2 separate regions of the Mus musculus genome follow, and region 1 is linked to region 2. Evidence: chromatin loops called from intact Hi-C (ENCODE). Cell type or tissue: heart. All regions are shown on one strand. Links, peaks and the distances in the headings refer to the core of each region. The heading gives the core; the rest is flanking DNA. Region 1 holds the start of Stx11 (syntaxin 11). Region 2 has its middle 7.6 kb from the start of Utrn.

Region 1 (4,384 bases), core at 281-4,280, 95 kb before region 2:
AGTGCTAGGGAGGGGAAGGGTGTAGGTTGGTGAACAAACTAAAGTCTATCATACTTAAGGCCTTTGTTCATATGCCAGCACAAGTTAAAAGCCATTTTAGAACACTTTTATATTCACACACACACACACACTCTTGTACACACACACACACACACACACACACACACACAAGTTGCCGAACTGATGCTGTCCCATATTTTCTGTTCTAGGTTCCCCTTCTATCACCATCATACATTAAGAGGACAGATTCATCCTGGCTGAGAAGCCAGCCTCCTCCCTCCCTCCTTATTAAGGTTCCAGGCACATTCCCCTAATGTTTTGTTTTCATTTCCGAAGATTCCTTTCTTTTATTTTATATATGGGAATGTTTTGCCTTCATCTACCATGTGCATATCATGTGTGTGCCTGGCACCAACAGAGGTTAGGAGAGGCATTGGATCACCTGGAACTGGAGTTAGTAAGGACCATGTTGGTGCTGTGAACCAAACTCAGGTCCTCTGCAAGAGCATTGAGTGCTGGGTCATCTCCCAGACCCTTTGTTTTTGTTTAATTCCTAATCCCGCCTCTCAGCCATCTCAGGATCTTCTGTGGCAGTTTAAGATTCCTTTCTAATGTTTGTTGTACGACCTTTCAACAGCTGTGAGTAATATTGGTCAGGCATTTTTGCGGGTGGGGGTGGGGGAGTGCAAGTGGATTTGTGCTTGTTGAGCCAGAGGCAACCTCTACTCACTGTCATAACATCATTTATCACCTTTGAAACTAGGTCTCTTACTGGCAGGGAACTTCCCAATGATTTAAGCCTGGCTGGTCTCCTGCCTCACCAAGGCTCTGCAGGCACATTTTTATGTAGGTTGTGGGGAATCTTAGCTCCTCGAGCTAAAGGGTAACTGCATTATCCCCTGAGCTATCACCCAGGCCCATAGCTAGGGAGGTTTAAGGGTGTTGGGTTGCTAGGTTTCATTGGATATTTCCTTCATGATAAGACTACGGTGAGCTGGGAGACAGTGCTGTACGCCTTTAATCCAAGTACTTGCAGGTGGATCTCTGAGTTCGAGGCCAGCCTGGTCTACAGAGTGAGTTCCAGGACAGCCAGGACTACACAGAGAAACCCTGACTCAAAAAAACAAAACAAAACAAATGAAAAGCAAAACAAAACAGAAGGCTGGGGCATGGAGGAGAAAGGCCCCAAGGATAAAGTGTTACCTTTACCTGGCTTTAAGTATCTGACCTTGTGTATTGGGTGAACTGTGTGGCTGCTCTGTGTGTGGTAAAAACTACTTTCCGTCTCCTTTCCATACAGTCCTCTGTTGAGGTGAGGAGCAGGCTGGCCCACACTTAGAGTGCAGAGACAAGCTTCTTTTCCATGAAAGTGGAGTTTCTGCTTAAGTTGCCTGAAGTTGCTCTGCCCCGGAGATTTGTCTTTCTGGCCTTACCTGGCCTTACATTAGTAGATCGATTCATCGGTCATTTCACATTAGATGGATAACTTTGGGTTACCGTAACACCTTGTTCCTCAAATTCTTCTGGCGGTGGCTTCCTATCAATGCATATCATCTTTCTTTCTTCCTGTGTTCTTTTTTTAAGATTTATTAAATATTATTTATTATTATATGTAAGTACACTGTAGCTGTGTCTTTCAGATACACCAGAGAAGGGCGTCAGATTTCATTATGGATGTTGTGAGCCACTGTGAGCCACCATGTGGTTGCTGGGATTTGAACTCAGGACCTTTAGAAGAGCAGTCAGCGCTCTTAACCACTGAGCCATCTCTCCAGCCCCTCCTCTCATACTTTCTTTGTTTCTTGATGGCTAGCCTTCTACCTTGTTTGTCCAGCGGTTTCCCACCCCCTAGCCAGAATGCCCCTTTTCTGTTTCTGAGCCCCCAGTAGGGTGCCAGGCAACGAGGACAAGGTCGTGGCAATACTCCTGTGGGTGTCCCACTGACAGCAGGCAGGAAGGGGCTAGTGGAAGGCGGGGCTCAGTGTCTACGTGGTCCACAACCTCGGGTTAGGCAGTCGTGCGGGTCCCCGCTGGCGCAGCCACACCCACGCTCAGAAACGGTTTCTAGTGCCCTAGTTTCGGAACTACTCTGGACTGCAAAAGTCATCCGCGCTGAGGGGTTTTCCCGCGGAAAGTCCGATGGATCCCGCCCCGCCCATCTCTCCATCCCAGAGCAAGGAAGAAGAAAGAGCAAGTTCCCGGGTGGTCCACACCGTCGCCCGCAGCATCTCGGGGTGCACAGGAGGGGAAGAAGGCTCGTGCTTAGGTTCCCAGCAACCCGCAGCGTGGCGACCCCAGTCGGGACGGGAAGCTGCGCGCCTAGCCGAGGGCGTCCCCGGGGCGGGGCCCTGGTCCCCAGCTGTGCAGCCTCAGCGCGGCAGGGGCGGAGCCAGCAGCACCAGACGCGGCCCTGCGGCTCAGGGCTCGGACCCCGGCTGAGAAGCGCAGCCCGGGCCAGCAAGAAGCGGAGGGGGCAGAGCCGCGGGGACACGCCGCGGTGTCCTCCCGGCGTCCGGACGCTGGATCAGCGCCCCGCAGGATCACGGTTCGTTTTGTCCCGCGAGTCTGCTTAGCTCTCTAACTCTTTCGACATCGGGGACCCAGGTTCGGGGTTGGCTGGAGTGGTGGACCGCGCTGGCAGGGATGCTGCGCAGCTGCAGGTGGGTTTGGGGTGTGGTTCCCTCTGTGCCTCTAGGTACCTTCAGGACGAGGCTTTGGGTTTCTCACCTAGAGCCGAGAGCTTTTTTTTTTTTTTTTTTTTTTTTTTTTTTTTTTTTTTTTTTTTTATGTTTAAGAATATAATGCGTTATCAGAAGTGCTTCAGAAATGTAGACTGACTCTGAAGCTTCCTGAGGCAACTTCTGTTTTGAATTTTTGTTGTTTTTATTTAATGGAGGTGTTTTATTCAGTTCGGTCGCCACTTTCTCTAACACATCAGAATGGACACTTCTCCACTTGAACTTGACAGTATGACTCAGGAGCCAGGAAATACAGGAACACTGATACCGCGTTGAAACAGCTCCCACGGAGGATTTGGGGTAGTTTGTTTTAGGAAACCGATCTGATGGCTTTGCTTAGAGAACCACACCACGGAATTCTGTTGGCTTCTTTGGCTCCGCGAACATCAGCTGAGACCTGCGTTTTACTTCCTGTGACTCTCACACTTATTAGAGCCATTTCTCAGCAGAGGGAGGAGCTGTTGTTTCTACACGGGTATCCACAAATGAGTCACAAGTCTACTACAATTGCAAGGCTTTGTTAATACGCTTTTGAAAAGTGAGGTTGGATTCCTGTACTTTGAATAAGACCGAAGATTCAGTCTGGTACTGTCAAACTGGGGCAGGCGGCCTAGGAAGTAACTATTCAAGTTTTCAGTTTCCTAGAGCGCCTGATGGGACAACATGCCAGCTAGGGTCACTAGGCTGATCTGAGATAAACCCTTAAAATCATGTGCTTTCCCACAGAAGCTGAAGAGAAAATTAATTTCTTTATCCAATAACCATTTGGCTGTTGTTTTCACTAGTTGGTAGAAACTGGACATTTAATGAAGTGATTGTAAGTTACTCTGAAATTTAAAATATTTCAGAAAGTTTATTTTTACCAAATTAGTGCCTTAAAAAAAAACATATAGAAGCTTTTGAAGAAAGTAGATGGTTGCTGGAGCCAGACATTAAGATGCTGAGTCTCCCTGAGGCTGGATAAAGGCTCTAAGAAATAGACTTCCCTATCTAGGAGCTCAGTAGAGACAGGAATAACTGCATATCCTGGCTGAGCTGAGGTCAGCCTTAGACAGCAGTTGCAAGGTTCTGGTCTGTTCCAGCCTTTTCATCCAGGTCCATGCATGCAATATGGACACAATGCTATCCTGGCAGCCAGGGCCACAGCTGAGCAGATTCTCCTGGACATCCAACACCGTGAGATGGATGCTATGGGAAATTTATACCCAAAGAAGGTGCCCCAGTGTGGGGGATCAGAGTATCCTGGATCACTGCTGGGACAGCAAGGGAAGGTCTGGGTTCTCATCATCTGCTTGTCTTGGTTGGCAGCCTAGTTTTCATTCAATACATGCATGATTTAAAAAGCATATTAGCATATGTCTATGATTTAAAAGCCCATTAGGAAGGCATGGCTTTTAAAGTGTTTGAATTAACCATGTTTCACATTACTTAGCAGCTGTGTAAAGGCAAACCCAGTCTCTGTTATCATCCCTGGGCAGTTGGGGGCACTCTTTTAAACACCAGAGTGACTTAGGAGTGATTAGCAGCTGTCTACTCACCAGTTGATACAATAGTTGCTCCCCATCTGAGGACTGGCTTGACTCCCATGATTTTTGCTACCCAAGCTCTGAAATAGAAAGTTCCAGAATAGTAGTAGTATATTTTGA
Region 2 (4,384 bases), core at 243-4,242:
CTAGCTTCTCCATTGGGGGCCCTGTGTTCCATCTTATAGATGACTGTGAACATCCACTTCTGTATTTGCCAGGCACTGGCATAGCCTCATATGAGACAGATATACCAGGGTCCCTTCATCAAAATTTTGCTGGCATATGCAATAGTGTCTGGGTTTGGTGGCTGATTATGGGATGGATCCCCGGGTGGGGTAGTATCTGAAAAGTGGATATTAGCCCAGAAACATAGAACACCCAAGATACAATTTGCAAAACACAAGAAAATCAAGAAGTAAGACCAATGGGTGGATACTTTGTTCCTCCTTAGAATAGGGAACAAAATACCCATAAAAGGAGTTACAGAGACCAAGTTTGGAACTAAGACTATCATGGACTATCCATGAAGACTTCTTATGTTGGAGACTCAGTCAGTTGCTGAAAGGTAATTGTTTTATGAAGTTTTTGACTTAATAAATGGGTTAAGTCACTTGGTGAATGCATAATTCAATGGAGGCGGACCTACTTGGAGACAGTAAGTTAGTGGACTCATCTCTTTGGAGGGCAGGTCTTTTTCTGGACCTCCTTCTGGATGGCTTTCTGCTTCCTGACAGCCATGAGGTGTGCACACTCCACCACAGCTTCTGCTACTCCTCAGGCCCAAAAGCAAAGGCCAGCCTCAGCCTGAATCGGATGAAACCGAGAGCTAACAGAAGTCTTACCTGTCAGTCACAGAGATGGTAATCTATACAACATGTTTGATCTGATAGCAGGAATCTCCAATGTTTTTGCTTACATGTCTTATCTCACCTGAATGAATTCTACGTTCTTCAAGGGCAAGATCTATGTTGGATTTCTATGTATCATCTGCCTCAGTAGGCCTTATATAGATGCTTGTTAATGGAAGGAATGAAAGTGAATGAGATCAAGTCATATCAGTTCCCAGTTGGTGTTTAGGTTCTATTTGGCTTGTATGAAGAATGCCCTCCAAGGTGAAGTTGTTAAGTCAGAGACTTTATAAAAAAGTCTTTTCCAAGACTTCCTTCAGTCCCAGCCCACAGTACTTAGAGACTCCAGAGGTTTTCAACTGGTAATTAACACAAGGCTAGTGAATTATTTTTACTGGCTCATAAATTAACCCTTGAGTACTAAGGAAGCAATAAGCCGTAATCAATCTGCTTCGACTTTGGTTGCTATTTTTATTTCCTTCTCCAAGTTTTATCAGGAAAACAGTAATGGGAACACGTTAGAATGAAATGTATAATAAAAATGCATACATAACACAAACTTCATTACGTCCGTGATAGGTCTCGGCTAAGCCCGTAAACTCCCAACAAGTTCTGCAAACAGATGTAAGTTTGCTTGGAAAAATAGAAAATAAATAAATAAATAACTAGATAAATAAAGGTTTGGCAGATGGTGCCACTGGTAAGACCCCTACTGAATACTAAAGTCTGAAGACCTGAGTCTGATTCCTGGGTCCCACAGAAAGGTGTAAGGTGAAAGCTGGCTCTACAAAGTTGAGACAGAGAGAATTTAGATAGGTATGATATTTGTGTCTACTGTCACCAGCACCCCAAATACACACAACACACACACACACACACACACACACACACACACACACACACACACACGGTAAAAATTTTAAAGGTCAGCACCAACACTATTTGTGTATATGAACATATAAGGACACTTGGGATTGTTTAGACAGCATTTAAAATGATGCAAAAGAAATTTCCATAAAATAAATATACCCCTGGATTTAGAACCCCAAACTCAACAACCTCAGTAAACTGAAATGGGGCGAATTGGCCAGAAGGTTGAGATTTATGTAAGATAATAATAAAAAAAATTAAAAGTACTGTTGATAAGAGACCTAGTGTGCCTAGAGGGGTGTGACACACATTTTCGGACAATTTGAATAAAGGGCACGGTGCGTGCGCGCGGTGACTATTCCAGCTTCTGGCTTCCAGCACGCACGACTGGTTCCGGGATTCTCGCACCGCGCACCGCACGGAGCCGGCTGCTGCGGGCTGGGAGGGCGCCTAGGGCTAGCGCTGATTGACCGGGCGCGCGGTCAGGTGACCCGAAGCGCCACGTTCTGGGAGCCCGGCCCGCGGTGGCTTCCCAGGCCGGGGCAGGACCGAACCCGGAGCCGAGGGGGACTGGTCTCCCCGGGAGAACAAAGTTGCCCGGCCTGGGGCCCCGGGGCGCGCGAGCGGCGAGACGGCGGGTCCGACCTGCGGGATCCACGGCTCCGAGGCTGGGCGATTCGTGCTGGGAGACGCGAGCCCCTACCCGGGGTGGCGGGCGGACCCAGCAGCGCCCCACCCTCGCTCTCCAACAAAGGGGCCGGCGGCAGCCGGAGGAGGACCTGGAGGAGGAGCCGGAGCGGCGAGCAGCTCTCGCGCACAAAGTTGTGGAGTCGCCCTTCCCCCGAGGAGGGGAGCGGGCAGCGCCGGGCGCGGGATTTCTCCCGCCCAGGGCCGAGGAGGAGCCCTGGGCTCCTCAGCCGATCGGGCCACCTCGGGGAGCGGCGCCCCTTTTCTTTCGGGTCATTCCTGCAGAGGGAAAACTCCTGCGTGCGCCTGCCCCCAGGCTAGCGTTTGGACTGTTTTGTTTTTGGCGGAACTACCGGGCAGGAAGATTGCACAAGTCAGGGGGCGTTTCCAATCGGGTGTCAATTTTGGATCTCCCCCCCCCCCACCCCCCTTTGGATCTTGTCGGGCTTTCCACGTTTCACTTAAAAAAAATTCTTGTAACGTCCAAGGCAAGCTCCCCACCACCCGAACACGCCCAGAGGAACCTTGGGGCCTCTGGGACTTGGCTAGCAGGTAAGCCCATGCATTATTGAAGCTTCGGTCTGGGTAATGTGACCGCAGTCCCCTAGGGAATGGGGCGGGGGTTGAAAGGAGGTGGGACCTTTCTGCAGTTCCACCGCCCGGGTCCCGAAGTAGCTGTAGCCAACTTCTGCACTTTCCCTGGAAGCTCAGCGTCCCCTGCCTGGGCGGGAGAGAGCTGGGTTGAGAAGGTGGGAATCTGTACTGGTCGCCAAGGTCTCAGATTCCTAGGTCTAGTTTAGTACTGTTGTTTTGTCTCTCCCTGAGAGGAGAGGCTGTCTGTCGCCTGTCCGTTTACCGCCCCGAGCCGGGCAGCAGGACTAGCGATCTCCAAGAGGGGACGTGGCCTCTTCTGAGAGCTTGTCACACACCTCCGGTCCCGGGAAGGCGGGGCCCGGGCGGTGTCCGGGAGGAGAGGGTGGGGAGGGCGGTTGTGCGGTGGGAGGGTTGGGGAGAGCTTCCTAGCCGGCCTCCAGGCTGGGGGCGTGCTCGACCTCTCTGTGGTTGCCGTTCCTGAGGGTGGGGCCCCAGTGTGGCGAGGTGGCAAGCCTGCAGCTGTGGAGAGACAGAGGGGATAGGGGTACCTCATTGGTGCGCAGTCCCGCCCGGCCGCCTGCTTTTCCGGACTCTTGGCATCCCTCACTGCAACTGACAAGGTAATTCATGCCCCTCTTTGGCCTGGGTCTGAGGCTCTGCTTGCCCAAGGCCACTTACAAAACCAACAAAGGGCTAATTGTAGGCTGTGCAACTTTTAGAAGGCACATTGTTCAAAGAGACTTTTCAAGTCCCTGGATTCCGACCGTGTGGCGTTCCAGGGTTATTTCAAGGGGAGGAGAAAACGTGTGTGACTCTTCAGAGTCAGGGACCCGCCTTTTTTAAACCCCCAAATTGGAGATCCTGGGTGTAATTCCGGGCCCCACTCTCTGGAGTCACTGAGGTATCATCCTTTATTCTTCTAGCCTTCAGATCACCTGGGTCACCAGGATCTGGAGAGGTGGCCTCTCCATGCGTTTAAGTGGGAGGGTCTGCCGCGGCCAGAGCGCACGAATTCCAAGAGAGATGGGATCTCCAGGGTGGCATGGCAGCAGTCTCATCGTCCCGTTGGAACTTGCCCTGGGCCTGTGAAGTCAGGCTGGACCCTCGGGGGCTGGCTGCTGGTGGCGCTGGAGAAGCAGCCTGCTGATAACGCTAGTGCCTGCCAGAGCTGGAGGAATTCGAAGCTCTTGTGGGTCGTTCAGTCCCGAGGACAAGGCAGTGAGGGGCATGGGCCATTCCTGCTGAAGTCCCCCCACCCCCTCACCAGCGTTTATGAGGCTTTCGAGATAGCTTTAACTCTCCTTTGGGTGTTTACTCAAAATTTATTGCGCCTGTAAACAGCATTAATCACAGTGGCATTAACCTTCCCTGGAGCGCTTCTTAGTGTGAATGGCAGTTCTTGGCACTCAGCGGTTTCCTTTACAAGCAGAAGGGCAAACTTGTTCTTCGGCATCCCTCTTCACTATCGCCAGCATTCCTAGCTTTTGGTTACTTGTGAGTGACTAGGTTTCCTCCACAGCCGTCTGGATGA

The links. Hi-C counts contacts between places; a loop is a spot of excess contacts. Peaks named below come from ENCODE experiments on the same cell type or tissue, not always from the same donor. Only the 100,000 strongest peaks of a DNase experiment are listed, where the experiment ranks them.
Region 1: it touches region 2 in a loop (2.2-fold over the local background); 1 of 42 quality-filtered maps calls a loop at or near these places.

The regions. Positions count from the first base shown.
Region 1 is chr10:12,962,276-12,966,659 of GRCm38, reverse strand. It overlaps Stx11 (syntaxin 11), which reads left to right and starts at 2,401. Exons shown (of 3, transcript NM_029075.1): 1 at 2,401-2,660. In heart, for the core only: no CTCF peak of the experiment used is centred there; a DNase peak (open chromatin) is centred at 2,149; H3K4me3 peaks cover 1,744 bases; H3K27ac peaks cover 948 bases.
Region 2 is chr10:12,867,182-12,871,565 of GRCm38, reverse strand. It overlaps a transcript of Utrn not described here. Among named protein-coding and RNA genes, the nearest start is that of Utrn, 7.6 kb to the right of the region's middle. In heart, for the core only: a CTCF peak has its summit at 3,934; DNase peaks (open chromatin) are centred at 2,325, 2,875, 3,265 and 3,925; H3K4me3 peaks cover 2,663 bases; H3K27ac peaks cover 2,765 bases.